Linked DNA regions of Homo sapiens: region 1 is linked to region 2. Evidence: read pairs that join two places in POLR2A ChIA-PET (ENCODE). Cell type or tissue: K562. All regions are shown on one strand.

What was found. ChIA-PET counts read pairs that join two places held together with the same protein. Peaks named below come from ENCODE experiments on the same cell type or tissue, not always from the same donor. Only the 100,000 strongest peaks of a DNase experiment are listed, where the experiment ranks them.
Region 1: POLR2A ChIA-PET joins it to region 2 with 5 read pairs; 8 of 35 experiments call an interaction of 5 or more read pairs at or near these places.

Annotation. Positions count from the first base shown.
Region 1 is chr16:795,816-803,815 of GRCh38, forward strand. CHTF18 (chromosome transmission fidelity factor 18) reads left to right here. Exons shown (of 22, transcript NM_022092.3): 17 at 1-19; 18 at 132-262; 19 at 902-1,046; 20 at 1,146-1,277; 21 at 1,879-1,936; 22 at 2,024-2,259. The coding sequence ends at 2,160. GNG13 (G protein subunit gamma 13) reads right to left here and starts at 4,919. Exons shown (of 3, transcript NM_016541.3): 1 at 4,851-4,919; 2 at 3,165-3,296; 3 at 2,226-3,009. The coding sequence starts at 3,262. The coding sequence ends at 2,904. RefSeq lists enhancers at 731-900, 4,608-5,157, 5,158-5,707, 5,708-6,257, 7,075-7,619. In K562, no CTCF peak of the experiment used is centred here; DNase peaks (open chromatin) are centred at 1,426 and 4,994.
Region 2 is chr16:727,644-735,643 of GRCh38, forward strand. HAGHL (hydroxyacylglutathione hydrolase like) reads left to right here. Exons shown (of 8, transcript NM_032304.4): 2 at 322-386; 3 at 473-590; 4 at 673-781; 5 at 861-961; 6 at 1,151-1,252; 7 at 1,366-1,445; 8 at 1,645-2,072. The coding sequence ends at 1,813. CIAO3 (cytosolic iron-sulfur assembly component 3) reads right to left here. Exons shown (of 11, transcript NM_022493.3): 5 at 7,094-7,228; 6 at 6,586-6,704; 7 at 5,655-5,784; 8 at 4,658-4,730; 9 at 3,922-4,059; 10 at 3,200-3,357; 11 at 2,122-3,012. The coding sequence ends at 2,774. Among named protein-coding and RNA genes, the nearest start is that of HAGHL, 4.5 kb to the left of the region's middle. RefSeq lists silencers at 125-274, 395-504, 515-694, 725-984. In K562, CTCF peaks have their summits at 5,464 and 6,220 (motif pointing left); DNase peaks (open chromatin) are centred at 48, 758, 1,322 and 6,208; H3K4me3 peaks cover 1,675 bases.

The sequences.
Region 1 (8,000 bases), 68 kb after region 2:
TGCACCCAAGCTCCGCCCCGTGAGTGCCGTCCCCGGGGTGGGGGATTCCCCGCCTGCTGCCCTCCTGTCCTAGGTGAGCACACATTTGTACAGCCTGCTCAGCTCCCTGTCTGCTGCCTCCCATCCCCTAGGTGAGCACACAGCTGTACAGCACCCGTGAAAAGCAACAGCTGGCCAGCCTGGTGGGCACGATGCTCGCTTACAGCCTGACCTACCGCCAGGAGCGCACGCCCGATGGCCAGTACATCTACAGGCTGGAGCCGTGAGTCCCCCAGTGCCTGGGGTGTGCTCCAGGGTCATGCTCCCCGGCTGTGCTCCATGTTCAGGGCCCGCATGGGGCCAGGAGTCTGAAAGCACGGTCATGGCGTCTGGGGGTGGCGGGCCCCAGCTTATCTTTTGCTCAGATGTAACCGTGAAGGGGGGTCACTTCCAGCTACTTGAGATTGGCTCTGGGACCTGAGTTTTGCTGCAGAGCTGCTCCCAGCCTTAGCACCCCCACATGGAACTGGAGCCGGGGGCCCCGAGAGTGACTGCACTTTCCAACACTCCGTTTCCCGCTGTGGGATGGCCATGGGGGTGGTGGGGGTGAGGCATGGGGCAGTGGCCCCGGGGTCCTGCTGCCCCAGCGACGGCACCAACTTGCAGGACGCTGAGTCACTCTCCGTGGCAGCCATCGGCAGGTTTCATCATCATCCCACGTACACTTGCAGTTGGGGAAACTGAGGCTCGGGGCAGTTAAACCTGGCTGCCGCAGGGTTGGGGTGCGGTGGCACCAGGACTCAGCCCCACATTCCTGCTCTGGCCTTGTGGCTTTTGGGGTTTGCGGTTGGAGTGCCCGGCGGCTCTCTGGCCCTGAGCCTGGCCCCGCTGACCTGCCCTGGTGTCCCCCTGTGCTGAGCAGGAACGTGGAGGAACTCTGCCGCTTCCCTGAGCTGCCTGCCCGCAAGCCCCTCACCTACCAGACGAAGCAGCTCATCGCCCGCGAGATCGAGGTGGAGAAGATGCGGCGGGCGGAGGCTTCTGCCCGGGTAGAGAACAGCCCCCAGGTGAGCCCACCCAGGCTCTGGAGCAGGTTGCAGTCTGGGCGTGCACCATCCCCACTGTATCCCTGTGTGGCCAGATCTCACAATGCCTGCTCCCTACAGGTGGATGGGAGCCCCCCAGGGCTCGAGGGTCTGCTGGGGGGCATTGGGGAGAAAGGGGTGCACCGACCTGCCCCACGCAACCATGAGCAGCGGCTGGAGCACATCATGAGGCGAGCGGCCCGGGAGGAACAGGTGTGGAATGGGCAGCTGTGGGGGTGGGACCAGGGTACATACCTTTGGGGGTGTGGCTAGGGCAGTCATGAGGCGGGGCCAAGGCACCCATGGGGTGGGGCCAGGGTACCTTTGTGGGTGTGGCTAGGGCCCCTCATGAGGCAGGGCCAGGGTACCTTCAGGGCTGTGGCTAGGGCAGTCATGAGGCGGGGCCAGGGTATCTTTAGGGGTGGGGCCAAGGCACCCATGGGGTGGGGCCAGGGTACCTTTGGGGGTGGGGCTGAGCCACAGGAGGAGTCTGGCTGAGGGTGGGGCTGGCTCAGTGCCCTAAGGGGGGCTCTGAAGGACCAGCTCCTTACCCTCAGCATGACCAGGGTTCTACCCAGGCCTCAGTTTCCCATCTGGGCAGAAGAGTGGCTGTATTGGCTCTTCTTGATTGGCACCTGGTGGGGAGCAGATGGCAGTGAGGGGTGAGGGGCAGCTGGCCTGGGCCAGGTTCCGAAAGGTGTCTCAGAGGTGTTCTGGTCCCTCCTCCCTGGGAAGGCTCTCGGTCCTCCTGTCTTGGGTAGGGGCTGGATGGGGCATCTGTCCTATACGACTGACTAGTCCTTCCTCCCATCAGCCTGAGAAGGACTTCTTTGGACGTGTGGTCGTCAGGAGCACAGCAGTCCCGAGTGCAGGTGTGTGTGGGGGTGTTGTGGGGTTGTGGGGGGCCTGGGGGTTGTGGGGGGGCCTTACAGCTGAGGAGCAACCCTGTGGCCCCGCAGGGGACACGGCCCCGGAGCAGGACTCAGTGGAGCGGCGCATGGGCACAGCGGTGGGCAGGAGCGAGGTCTGGTTCCGCTTCAACGAGGGTGTCTCCAACGCCGTGCGGCGCAGCCTGTACATCAGGGACTTGCTCTAGTTCTCTGAGCCGCGGACATGCCCTCGCATTGCTTCCCGCAGAGTGCAGAGACAGGAAGCTGGAGATGTCTTTATAAAGTCACACCTTTACAGACTGTAATCACGTGCGAGTGGAGTGGGGTTCACAGGATGGTGGGAGTGGGGCCGGGCGTGGGCTCATAGGATGGTGTGAGTGGGGCCAGGAGTGGGGCTCACAGGATGGTGGGAGTGGGGCCAGGCGTGGTCTCACAGGATAGAGTGAGTGGGGCCGGGCGTGGTCTCACAGGATGGAGTGAATGGGGCCGGGCACAGTCTTACAAGATGTTGTGAGTGGGGCCGGGAGTGGGGCTCACAGGTTGGTGTGAGTGGGGCTGGGAGTGGGGCTCACAGGATGGAGTGAGTGGGGCCGGGAGTGGGGCTCACAGGATGGTGGGAGTGGGGCTGGGAGTGGGGCTCACAGGATGGTGGGAGTGGGGCTGGAAGTGGGGCTCACAGGATGGTGGGAGTGGGGCTGGGAGTGGGACTCACAGGATGGAGTGAATGGGGCTGGGCATAGTCTTACAAGATGGAGTGAGTGGGGCCGGGAGTGGGGCTCACAGGTTGGTGTGAGTGGGGCCGGGCATGGGCTCACAGGATGGTGGGAGTGGGGCTGGGAGTGGGACTCACAGGATGGAGTGAGTGGGGCTGGGCACAGTCTTACAAGATGGTGGGAGTGGGGCCGGGCGTGGTCTCACAGGATGGTGTGAGAGGGGCCGGGTGCGGGGCTCACAGGATGGTGCATTTGCCCTTTTCCACCCATGGGTTGTTCTTCATCAGGTCGGGGTTCAGGAAGGGGTCCTTGGGGATCCCGTCCTCGATCCACTTCAGCAGCCTGCGGGTGGGCGGGTGGCAGGTGAGTGGTGGCACCTGACCCCCGAGGGCCTCCTGCTGCACCTGCCTGTCGGCGGCGGTGGTCGTGGCTATGGAAATGAGCAGCCAGCGCAGGGCAGACAAATGAGAGGCAAATCAGGCAGGTGGGGCACTCACTCGGGGATGGTCTTGGACGCCATCTCCCGCTGGAAGGCCAGCTGGTACTTGAGGCTCTCCACCTCTTTCTTCATCTGTGGCACGTCCCACTCCTCCATGGGGTCAGGGGCTTCTGAAGCAGCCAGCCTGGGGCTGGAGGGCACAGGAGGAAGCCACAGGGCCGAGGCCACCAGCCTGTAGTCCCCACCCCCGCTGCTCCCCGCAGGCCTGAGCTGAACCCCGCAGGATGAAGCGGGGAGAGTCCACACCACTGCCTGGGCCAGTCCCCTAGGCGTTGCTAGGGTGCAGGGCACAGAGCGAGTTCCCACAAGGCCCCAGCTCCCGCCTCCTGCACTGGGACTAATTAACTGCAAGAAACTTTACATCCTCAGCTACTCCCCCATAGGCCCCCACACCTTACGAAGATCCCTTGCAGGCAGGAGAAAGGGTGCTCAGCACGGCAGGCCCCCAGCTCCTACCCTCCCACTGAGGCCCACGCAGGCTGACCCAGACCACGGTGTGAGGTGTGGGGCGAGGTCCTCAGGAGGTGGCCCCTGCCCCGCCCCGCTGTGTGCCCCTTTGCTTTGCATGGCAGAGCCCAGTCCAGAGCCAGGACTCCTGGACAGGAATGTTCTGCTGCAGTTTGCTTCTCTGGCAGGTGGGGTGTGTGCTCAGGATCTTGGGGGCTCAGGCTATACTACCCGAGTCTGGGATATGGGCTGTGGGTGGCCCCTGGGTCCCCAGTGTGTCTGGGAACCACACACGTTACCTGCGTGCTTTCTGCTTGTGGCCAGCCTGGGAAAGCCACAGGTTGACACCCCTCAGAACTGCCACAAGTTCGAGGCAAGTGGGGGTGGGTTGCCCCCTGCCTCTCCCCCTACCCACTCCAGGGGCCCAGGGAGTCCCTCACTCCGTCCCAACTCTGGCCCCCGTCCCCAAGGTTGGGAGACAGGGCTGAACCTTGGGAGGGTGGGTGGGGGTTGGCGTCAAGTTTCGGGGAGCCTGCCTCTGGCTGTGAAGGGGGCTCCTGGCCCAACAGTCTCCCCATCCTTTGGTCGTGCAGCTGCACCGGCCACCTAGGGAGGGGCCCAGGGCCTGAGGCTGGTGGGGTCCCGGTGGTGAATTGGGCAGACTCCCAGCAGCCAGCAGAGGGTCTGCCCGTAGTGGGGTGGGAGGCCGGGGAGCGAGCGGGGGCAGGTTTCTGGGGGAGTGATCAGGGTCATGCAGAGGATTCCCTCCCGGAGACTCTGGAGTTCCAGCACCCCTACCCGCCCCCATCCCCGGTGCAGGCCTTTTCTCGGAGACCCTACACTCAGCCCCGTGGGCGCAGGACTAGCTGCGTGCGGGTCCTCCCAGGCCCGGGGTGTTGGCGCCCCGCCCACAGCCCAGTCCTTGCTGCCCAGCCCTACCTTCGCGCAGCTGCCGCCAAGCCTGGCCACCCACCCCGTGCACCCCGTGGACGCCCCCAGCCACGGGACTCGGTGGGCACTGCAGGCGGCGCACGGCGCTCAGATGGACACAGCTCCCCCGCACCGCGAGAGCCGCCTCCCTGCCTGCAGCACCGGCTCGGGTTGGGTTTTGCTGCCTGCGGGGCAGCTGCCCTCGCCCCGGGAGTTAGGGTGAGCCCAGGGGACTGACCTGGGCCAGCTGAGAGTCGAGGGGCCTCCGGGCCCTCCCTAGCCCCGGGCGCCTGTTCATCGGACCTACCTTGAAAAGGTGACAGCGGAGGGACAATGACAACGGCCAGGCGACCGCGAGTGAGAGCGAGGGCCAAGTGATGTTCCGGGAGTCCGCCAGGCAGAGCCCTGGCTGTGCCCCGCCCCTCCCGCCACCTGGGCCCTGGCGCCGCCCCCACACCCTCCTCAGGGCTGGGCTGACCCCAGAGATAGCCTGTGCTGCCCCCTCCCCTGGGCTCACCCAGCGGATGGACATGCAGCCAGGGGCCAGTGTGGGGCTGGTCCATTTTCCCTGAGGGGCCAGCTTGGGCCCTGGTGGAGAGGTCTCCTTCCACTTGAGGGGGTGGGTTCCCCCTCCAGTGTCCTGGGCCAGCCGGGAGGAGTGGGGATGGGGCTGGGACCCTTTGCCCTCTGAAGCCTCTGCAGCCTGCAGGGTTCAGGTGACACTCAGCTGTGCCCCCCTGACAGAGGCATCCTGTGTGGGCCATGTGGCTCACCCTGGGATGTGAGCCTCTTACTGCTAGGGGCCCCGGGGCTCTGTGGAGCTCCCTGCTCCAGCCCGATCCCCTGTTCCCAGACCAGTGGCCGGCACGGGGCAGCTCCCGAGGGCAGGAGAGTGCCGTGCTTTTCAGTCTGATCTGAGCTGAGAGTGGCGGCCTGAGGCGTCCCCAACACCGGTCCACTGTGGGTGCTCTGGGGCACGCTGCCTCGGGAGAGGTGCCCCCAGCTGCAGCACTTGGGCTCGGGTTGTGTGACCTCAAGGCTCTGGGGAGAGGGCTTCCCTTTGGGGCTCCGCACCTGTCAGCCTGCAGAGCTGAGACTGGCCCCTTTTCCTCTGACACGTTTCCCCGTGTCTCCTCCCACCCTGCCCTTGGGTGTACCCCTTGGGCTCCTGTGGGAGCTGTGCCCTATGTACCAGCAGGTGACGTACATACCAGGCTGCATCCTAGGTGGGGGCGCCCAGGCAGCAACAGCAGCCTCTGGGGGCACAGGGCCAAGCTCCCCAAACAGTCCCTGCAGAAGCTGGGCCACCCCCGGGGAAGCGTGGGCCAGGCCCTCGGTGGGTGCTGGCAGGGCCAGGGGCCTGTGAGCAGGTCACTCTGCCTTCCCCAGTGTCACAGGGAACCGCCCGGCCTGCCTGGGGTGGCCCAGACCTCTGCAGGGGTTGTCGGGGAGAGGTGGGCCCTGTCCCTCTCAGGCGCTCAGGTCCCTGAAGTCACTCAGCAGGACTCCCTGCCAGTGTGACTCCGTGAATCGGGGCCACCTGCACCTCCCGCCCTGATGTGTGTCGGCTGGATCAGAGGCGCCTCTGGAACTGGGGCACATTAGGGAAGGGATTATTTTTATTATGGATTTGGGGGTGGGGTGGGGCAGCTTAAAGCCCAGGGCACGAGGCCTCCTCCTCAGGGCAGATGGTTGCCCCTCTTGGCATGGTGGGGGCTAGACGTCTCCCTGATCCCAGTGCCCGCCCTGCCCTGCCTGTGCCCCCTGGTGCTGTGACTTCGGATGCACCTTAGTTTCTGGGCTGCTGAGGGCTCTCCCTGTGGCTGGGGGCACCACTTTGGGCGCCAGAGAGTGGAATGGCTGTTAGGGGAGGGGTGTGTGCCACCCCAGGATGCAGGCAAGGCGGGGGGGACCCCAGGGCATGTCCCCCACGTTCCCTGGGACAGCAGGTGGCTTGGAGCCAGGGCCAGGCGGGGGAACACCCTGAGGTCCGCAGCTGAGTTGTGAGAGCTGGGGGTTCTGTGGCCACTCTCAGGACCCCAAGCGGCCTTTGCATCTGCTCATCTGGAAGGACCTAGGAGGTCTCCTAATGGGGTCGCCAAGGCTCCAGGTTCTGGCTTTTGGTCAATTCACTGGACCCAGTAAGGTCCCTGAGGGTGCCTGAGCTCTGTCCAACACGGCCAGTGCCCCCAGTGAATCAGGACACAGGTTGGAGTGTGGTGTGGGCCACCAGGACAGGTGAGACGGGCCGTGGGGTCACGTCCTGGAGTGAGCACTGCCCTGTGGTCCGGGCAGGTCCTGCCAGTCCTCAGCATCTCAGCAGAGAAGTGGCTGTGTGTACCTGCATGGTGGACCCGGCCTGCCTACCTGAGCAGGGTCTGGGTGACCCCCAAGGCCAAGGGCAGGAGGAGGTTGAGGGAAGTGGGGGCAGGGCCAGGGCAAGCTGAGGGTTTTGGGTCTGCTGCAGGCCCATGTCCCAGGCATGTGATGTGGGTCCCGTCTCTCACCCCACTTCTGTGGCGTTTCTGGTCGCTGGGGGGGCACCAGTCAGCCTCGGTGTCGTGTGGACCCCCAGAATCAGAAGCAGGTCCTGTGCTGACCTGGGTGGGTGCAGTAACCTCTGCTCCCGTGTGAGGGGCTGTGAGGTCCCATCCTCAGTAAGACGGGGGTCTTGAAGACTGACTTCGACCTTCCTACCAAGGCTGCACTCGGAAACCCCCAAACACATCCGGGCGCTGACGCCTTGAGCTGGAGTCAGCCTCGGGTCTGGAATCTGCCTCCCCCGGCCCTACAGCTGGACCCGGCTTCAGCGATTCTCATTGGGAGGAATGGCAGCCAGTCCCCCAACGGAGTGACCACAGCCTCCCGAGGCCAGGGGCTCCTTTCTGAAATTAGGCCACTAATTGGGCCGCTGGCTGAGAACACGCAGGGCTCTTTCCGCTGCCCTAGAAATAGCTGTCCCTGGCCCGAGGGGCTCTTGACCCACCAGGCGTGGGGCTGTGCCGCTGGGCCTGGCTTGGGGCAGGAGCATCGAGACCTCCCATTTACAGCCAACCAAGACCGTGGGGGAAGCACAGGAGGCCGGAGGCCCTTCACGCTGACTTTAGGGCTTGGTACCACACTGGCATAGGGGGCTCTGATCCCTTCCTAGCGGGAAGCTGCAGCAGGGTCTCCCGGGACTGGCCTCTCGCTGCGGCCTCAACTCCGAATGGGTGGGGGAGACAGCCCCCGACACCAGTCAACTCTCCGGGGAACAGAGGGATAAAGTGCTGAGCTGGGGACCAAGGACCAGTCCCATCCTCCACCCGCCTGTGCCCTAGGCTCTGCAGAGGGCTCTGGCTGTCCTAGGGGGACCCTGTGGCCTGCAGGACCCAAGCAGCCCGGGGGTGGTGGGTGAATGTGTGTGGAGGACACGCTGACTTCCCTCAGTCCCTGCAAACAAAACTGCAAGCGTGGG
Region 2 (8,000 bases):
CGGCCGTGTCCCCCGAGAGCCTCCCCGACCCCCCTGGTAGGAGCGAGCCCCCACGTGCTCTGCTCTCCGGAAGTCATTGGCGGCTGGGGTTCCTTGTTTATCTTGGGGCTCCCTGAAGTTACGGCACCTCTGGCCTCCGCCCTTTCGCTGCTGCCTGGCGGTCCCTGCACGCGCTGGGCGCAGTCACCGCCCGCTGGGTCCCCGCTCCCCGGCGCTCCCCGGGGCTCTGGCCGGCCTGGGGCAGTGAGCGCGGCGGATCCCGATATGGAGGGAGTGGGCCACCGGGACCGTCTGTGTTACCGTCACTCCCGTCCCTTTCAGCTGCTGGAGATCGTGGGCCGGGAGGGGGTGTCTCTGACCGCTGTGCTGACCACCCACCATCACTGGTGAGCGCCGGCGGGGCGCGGGGAGGCACGAGGACGCCGCCTTGTCCCAACCCGACCTAACCCGGCCCCCGCCCGCCCGCCCGCAGGGACCACGCGCGGGGAAACCCGGAGCTGGCGCGGCTTCGTCCCGGGCTGGCGGTGCTGGGCGCGGACGAGCGCATCTTCTCGCTGACGCGCAGGCTGGCGCACGGCGAGGAGCTGCGGGTGAGCGCGCGCTCCCGGGAGGGGCGGGGAGGGCGCCCCGGGTCCACCCGCCCTCACAGGTCCGCCTGCTCCTCCGCCGCAGTTCGGGGCCATCCACGTGCGTTGCCTCCTGACGCCCGGCCACACCGCCGGCCACATGAGCTACTTCCTGTGGGAGGACGATTGCCCGGACCCACCCGCCCTGTTCTCGGGTACCCGCAGCGCGGAGCGCGCCCACCCCGCCTCCCGCCGGCCCCGCCCCATCTGCTCTGACCCGCCCTCCCCCGCCAGGCGACGCGCTGTCGGTGGCCGGCTGCGGCTCGTGCCTGGAGGGCAGCGCCCAGCAGATGTACCAGAGCCTGGCCGAGCTGGGTACCCTGCCCCCCGAGACGGTGAGCGGGCCTGGGCCCTCCCCTCTTCTCCCGTGGGCACAGCCCCCACGCTCCGCACCCTCACTGTGCTAGGGGTGCAGAGTGAATGCCCACCTGAGGGCAGACCGGGCAGGGGAGGCCAGGCCCCCGGCGCAAGCACTTTCCCCGCTTCCTGGCCGCGTGCGCGCTCACCGAGCGCTCTTCCTCCAGAAGGTGTTCTGCGGCCACGAGCACACGCTTAGCAACCTGGAGTTTGCCCAGAAAGTGGAGCCCTGCAACGACCACGTGAGAGCCAAGCTGTCCTGGGCTAAGGCACGGCCCCTTTCCCGCCGCGGCAAGAGGGTGGGGGGGGAGGGAACAGGCTTCGGGGTGGGGGGGGCTCTCAGACAAGGCCTAATGGTGACCGGGGCCTGTGGTCACTCCAGAAGAGGGATGAGGATGACGTGCCCACTGTGCCGTCGACTCTGGGCGAGGAGCGCCTCTACAACCCCTTCCTGCGGGTGGCGTGAGTATGGCTGTTGTCCCGGGGCCTCCACCGTTACGTGGACCCTTAGGAAGGCATCTGGGGACTGCGTGTTGGGCTGAGTGAGCATCTCTGGCTTGGGGGAGGCTGCTCATTAAGTGCCTGCCTGCCCGCCCACCCCTCGGCGCCATGCTCCCGCGTGGGCAGCGGGCCCTGCGCCTCACTGCACCCCTCCCTGCAGAGAGGAGCCGGTGCGCAAGTTCACGGGCAAGGCGGTCCCCGCCGACGTCCTGGAGGCGCTATGCAAGGAGCGGGCGCGCTTCGAACAGGCGGGCGAGCCGCGGCAGCCACAGGCGCGGGCCCTCCTTGCGCTGCAGTGGGGGCTCCTGAGTGCAGCCCCACACGACTGAGCCACCCAGACCCTCACAGGGCTGGGGCCTGCGTCCCTCCTCGTGACCTCGGCCAGCTGGACCCACATGAGGGCCACCTCTGGAACCTTCTTCGAGGCCCTGGCCAGCCATCTGCCCAGCCTCGGAGGGTGGGCAACCTGGTGCTTCCCGGGTGGACACACAGGACCACTCAGTGGGGCCTGTGTGGGCGCCGAGACCTGGGTGTCTGGGAAGTGGGGCACACGGGGCCTCCGAACTATGAATAAAGCTTTGAAAGGCCGTTGTCAGTGTTGGCAGATGTGCCAGGAGAGGAGCTGTTTTCGTAGGCGTGTTTTAGGAGGGGTGCGTTTATTAGACAAACGCTGGGAGACAGGCCTGGTGGGGACCTGGCTGGGGGATGATGCAGCCCGCGATGGCTGCTGCTTCGTACTTGGCTTGCCCCGGACCACAGCCTCGTAACGGTAACCCCTGCTTTCCAGGGGCCTGGCACCCCCCCCTGCCAGGGTCCACACGCAGGGTTGTGGCGGGACCACCCCTGCAGGTCCAGCTCTGTCTCCCACCTTTTGCACAGAGCTTCAAGGGAAGCCTCCAGAAGTCAGGGGTGAGAACCCGTCTTGCTCTGCCTCAGGCAACCCCGGGACAGGCTGAAGCCCCTCACGCACTTGGGTGCCCGACCAGCAGCAGCAAGGGCAGCACCTGTGGGCCTCGGCCCAGGGCCAACGGAACAGGCTCTGGGACCTCAGGGAACCTTCTGCTGCCTGGGCCACCCCACCCCACCTGGGCAGAGCCAGTGGGAACCCAGAGGCACCCAACTGGAGGTGACGAGGCGGCTGCGGGTCCTGGCTAGTCCTAGCTCCTACTCGGGTCCCAGCACACCCTGCAGCTCACTCAGAATTTTGGGGGAAGCCCTGGGGTCTTGGGGCATGTGGTTCTGCTGTCACACATGGACACGGCCTCCTGGGAGTCCTGGTCCTGCAGCCCCTACCACCGGATGCCCAGGCCAGTGCTGGCCTTCTCCACGGCGTGGTACTGCGTATGCAGCAAGCGACCTGCACACTCCGAGTCCGTGCCCTGCAGCCAGTGTGTGTACAGCTCCTGAACCCCAGGCGCGTCCTCGGGCGCCTCAGCCCGGACCATGCCGTACAGTCTCTCCACGTGCTGGAGGAGCTCTCTGCTGGGCCTGTCTGGGGCCTGGAGCTGGCCCCCGCCGTTCAGGCAGCCTATGGGAGAGCAGACGGGACAGGGGTCACAGCCTGCGCCCCAGCCAAGCTTCCTGACCACCAGGGAGCAGGGAGGTGACCGGGCCCCCTCTGTGCCCCACTTCCTCCCACTCCCAGCCTGGTGGATGGTGGCCCACAGCTCTGCTCCCAGAAGGGGTCCTCGTGTCCTGTCCCTTGCAGGAGCTACCTGAGGGGCAGGCCATGACCTCCACGTAGTGGTAGGGGCAGCGCCCTCGTTTGAGCCTCTGCACCAGGTTCTGGATGTTGCGGAAGCCGTACGCCATTGCGAAGTGCAGCAGCACCTGGCCCTCCTTCTCCAGTGTCACCTCCTGGAAGTCTTTGTTCCTGGGGGGCACAGGCGGGGTTTGTCTACATGGCACACCCACCAGGCTCCTGCCTGCCTGGAAGGGGAGGCCTGCTGGGCTTCAGGGGATGACCGGGTACCTCCCAGGGCTCTCTCCCTCTCTCCTGGGCAGAGGGAAGGACAAGAACGGAGAGAGAGGGTGGAAGGCTCACTTCCTTGAGTCCAGCAGGGGACCTCACCTCCAGCCTCGGGCTGTCTGTGAAACAGGCCTCCCTCCCCAGGGATGTCTGTGAGGCCCTGGCCCTCCCTCCTGGGATGTGGTCGCGTGCCTGCGCCAGGCACCCATCACCTTTGCCCATGCTGGCCTCTCGGGCTCAGGGTCACCATCCCCCACAATGGGCCGACTGAGGCCTGGAGTGCTTAGGTGCCTTCACACCCTGAGCCCGCCAGGAGGGCCCTGCCTGGCCCCAGGGTCCCCTCCAAACCCTGCAGGCTGCCCTCCACCCAGCCCACCTCTGTGGGAGGACCCCAGGGGAGGCAGCAGCCCGAGGAAGGCTGGGGGCTGTGTGGCCGCTCTGCCCAGAGATCTGGCCCATCCCACTGACCTCAGGGGTTTGTAGGTAACCTCAGCCACATGGATTCCAAAGAGCTCTCGGGCCGCGTGCCGGAACACGTGCTCCAGGTAGCCCCCCGAGCCCCCTCCCCGATGGCTGGTGGGCTCCTCTGCAGAGGCACCGCTGCACCTGGCAAGGAGGGAGGGGCCTCAGCACAGCTGGGGCTGCTGCCTGCCAACCTCCCGAGCAGGGCCTCTGTCCCTCACACATGAGCGTTTGCATTTCCAGGTGGGAGACAAGTCACAGACACAGAGGAACAGCTCCTGTGTCACCAGCCATCACAGGGGCCCAGCCACTTCTTGTTTTTTTTTTTGAGACGGAGTCTTGCTCTGTCGCCCAGGCTGGAGTGCAGTGGCGTGATCTTGGCTCACTGCAAGCTCCGCCTCCTGGGTTCAAGCAATTCTCATGCCTCAACCTCCCAAGTAGCTGGGATTACAGGGCCTGGCATGGATTACCACCATGTCTGGCTAAATTTTGTATTTTTAGTAGAGATGAGGTTTCACCATGTTGGCCGAGCTGGTCTCGAACTCCTGACCTCAGGTGATCTGCCCACCTTGGCCTCCCAAAGTGCTGGGGTGACAGGCGTGAGCTACTGCGCCTGGCTATCCAGCCACTTCTGTGGACGCCAAGATGGGCTGCGGGGAGGCAAGCCCAGAGCAGGGGGATGCTATCCTCAGAGGCAGCGTTAGAAGCTAAAATAACAGTTCTTGGTGGCAGACATACGTACAGGCTGTCCAGAGGGGCTGGTTCCAGGTCGGGGAGGGAGACGCCCTCTTCCTCCAGCAACCTGAAAACTTCTCCTGCAAAGAAGCCACAGCGCAGACACTCTTTAGCGGAGATCCCAGCAACAAAGTCAGAGAACATCCAAGCCACCTGCATCCCCAGCAGTCTGCACTTTGGCCCCAGAAGGCCCCAAATGTCCACCCTAGCCCGTGGTGGGGAGGCCAGGCCCGGTCACTCCTGAAGCCCCTCTGGAGGCTGCCTGGTCCTGCCCAGGGAGGTGTGCCAGCGGCCAGGCCACTCTGCTCACCCAGTGTCCATCTGTCCATCCTCTTAGGCAGTCTGCTTTTCTTTTTTTTTTGAGACGGAGTCTCACTCTGCCGCCCAGGCTGGAGTGCAATGGTACGATCTCGGCTCACTACGACCTCTGCCCCCCGGGATCAAGTGACTCTCCTGCCTCAGCCTCCCGAGTAGCTGGGATTACAGGAGCACCACCACTACTCCCGGCTAATTTTCGTATTTTTAGTAGACATGGGGTTTCATCATCTCGGCCAGGCTGGTCTTGAACTCCTGACCTCGTGATCCACCCACCTCTGCCTCCCAAAGTGCTGGGATTACAGGCGTGAGCCACCATGCCCGGCCACAGTTTGCTTTTCTGCCTCACATTTGGGAGACTGTGGGGCTGCTCGACTCAGGAATGGGGTGACTCATGGGAGCTGAAGAGGCTGCATTCGAGAATCTCTGCCCACCTCCAAAGACTCATTTCAGAGCCAACAAGGAGGTATTACTGAGCGCCACCTGGCTGCAGGTCCCCAAGACAGGCCAGCTGCAAATGGGCCCACCTGGCTCCAAGGGGAGAGACGAAGGTACGTGCACGCATGCGAGCCCCCACACTCCAGCCAGGGCCCCCACAGGCAGGATCCTGGGCAGTCGCCACCTGTGCCCAGGGCTCAGGAATCAGACCAGGAGGCTTGAGGGCTCAGGGCCGCACGGCGTGACCGCACCTGTTGTGAGGACACAGTCCACATCCCGTGTCTGGTGCTCCTGGTTGAAAAAGTCGGGTCTGGAGGCTTCCAGCTTTTTGTCATAGCAGGGCATCACTGTGACGTGGTAGATCTTGTCAGGGGTCAAGTGCTACAAGGAGAAACAAACACTTGTCTCCCCAATCCCAGCAGTAAGGTGGCTGAGACGGGACCTGGAACTCAGCCATCCTGCAGCCAGGCCGGACCCCGAGGGACAGTGAGCCTCACTCCATTTCCCAGCAAGCCTCCTGCCGGCTCTGCGGATGTGTCCCTGGACAGGACGGGCCCTGGCTGTGACAGAAAATGACACTGACCCATTCCCAGTGTGCCTGCGCTCCCTAACAGCCAAGTCCAGCGGAGGAGAAGTGGCCTTCCCACGGCTCGGGCCGTCTCACTGCACAGCAGCCGGGGAAACGGATGTCACGGGGGAACCAACCAGCTCCAGCCCCGGGTGAAAATCCGCGTGCAGTCAGGCAAGAGGTGCCGCAGGGGACATGGGCGCTCGAGGCCCAGGCACCACCGGGGCCGCCCTCGCCCTCTCCCGCCCCCTGCTGGCTGAGTGTCTTCAGGCTTCTATCCCGCTGGGCCTCAGGTGGGGGTCGTGCTGGGCATCCTCGTGGACCTGGTGGCCGGAGGGGTGGGCTCCAGGCCCGGACTGCCCAGGGCCTCCTGCTCCCTCAGCCTCAGGCCTGGCTGCCTCTGGGTGAGCAGTGAGCACCTCTGGATCAGAACGAAGCCCTCTGCTGCAGAAGAGGAAGGGCCTGAACCAGGAGGGAACAAGGGTGGAGGTGTGCTGGGGAAGGCCGCACAGCACAGCGAGGACTCTGTTTCCTGCAGCCTCATGGCAAGAGGCCAGCAAAGTCACTTCTGGCCGCTCCCCAGCCTGAGTCTGGGGCTGGCCCAACGCCGTTACCTGCTGCTGGGCGAAGAAGTCCTTGACCAGGGAGCCCATGACCTGCTGCGGGGACCGGGCGGTGCTGATGTGGGGGAGGATGAAGCTGCCGTGAGTCTTCTCGGCATAGCAGATCCAGCCTGAGGTGACAGGGGGCACACGGGGCTGGCGGGGGCGCACGGCGGCCCCCGCACCCACAGGCAGCAGCACGACATTCTGGGGGCGGGCCCGCTCATACAGGAGATCATGATGACATTAAAGAGTGCTCATTCCTGTTCTCCCCACCACCACGCGGAGCTCGGCGTGCAGGCGACACCGCCTAGGGACCTGAGGTGACTGCGCGTGGCTCCCACGGGAGGGCAGCCTCTTCTCCAGAAAAGGCCATTTGTGCCAACATTTCCAACCCGTCCCGCAAAACCTGCTTGCGTCTCCACCCCCCATGCCCCCGCCTTGTCATTTGTGTCCATATCACCTCACGTTTCAACTGCACTTGAACTTGACTCTCCCACCACCCGCACCATGAGCACACCTGGGCAGGCAGAGGCCAGCAGGGGCAGCGCCTGTCTGCAGTCGGCCTGTCCTCGGAATCGCCGCACAAACTCTCGCTGGCTCTCCAGGAGGCTGAAGTGCCTTGAGAAGGCGGTGTCGAAGACGAAGTGCACCCCTGGAAGGTGAAGGTGGGTGCCTGGTTAACCCCATGCGGGACGCCCACACGAGCACACGCCGGCGTGTGGACCACCATGGTGCTGCCAGGGCACGTGTGTCGCACCTGCTTGCCGTGCCAAAGCCCCGGCCCCACCGTGGGGACCTCCTAAAGCCACGTTGCGCCAAAGCCCCAGCCCCACTGTGGGGACCTCCTAAAGCCACGTTGCCTCGGCATCCCCTGTGAACCCAGGCCTTGGTTTCCCACCCCAGAGGCAGCCACCCAGCAGCTCAGTCCTCCACCCTCCCAGCTCTTCAGCGTGGCTGGTCCAGGGAATTGCCACGTGCGCTGCTCCCGGTGACCCTCCCTAGGGCACAGCTGGACGCAGCCTGCTGGACTGGCCCCTCGGACCCTGACTGTGCAGACCTACCATAGTGGCCACCCCTCACACACAGCAGGACTCCTGGAACACGCCAGCCAGCTCCAAGCCCAGCCATTAGAACTGCTCAGTAAACCTGCCTGATCGTGCCCTGGACCCAGCAGAGGCACCCGCGTGTGGGTCCCTCTCTCTCTGCCTGACTTGTCATTCCTCCCTCGCGTAACCCGTGGTCGGAGGACTCGCTGTGCCCCACTTGCCCGTCATCATCATCTCTAAGTAAAAATCTTTGAACTTGCTTCCTATTCTGGTGGGGACGAAATCCACACCTTCCATCTGGAGAACCATGGGCTGCCCCAGGCCAGGTTTTCCCTGGGACACCAGGTCAGGCTCCCAGTGCCAGAGCACTGCTCAGGC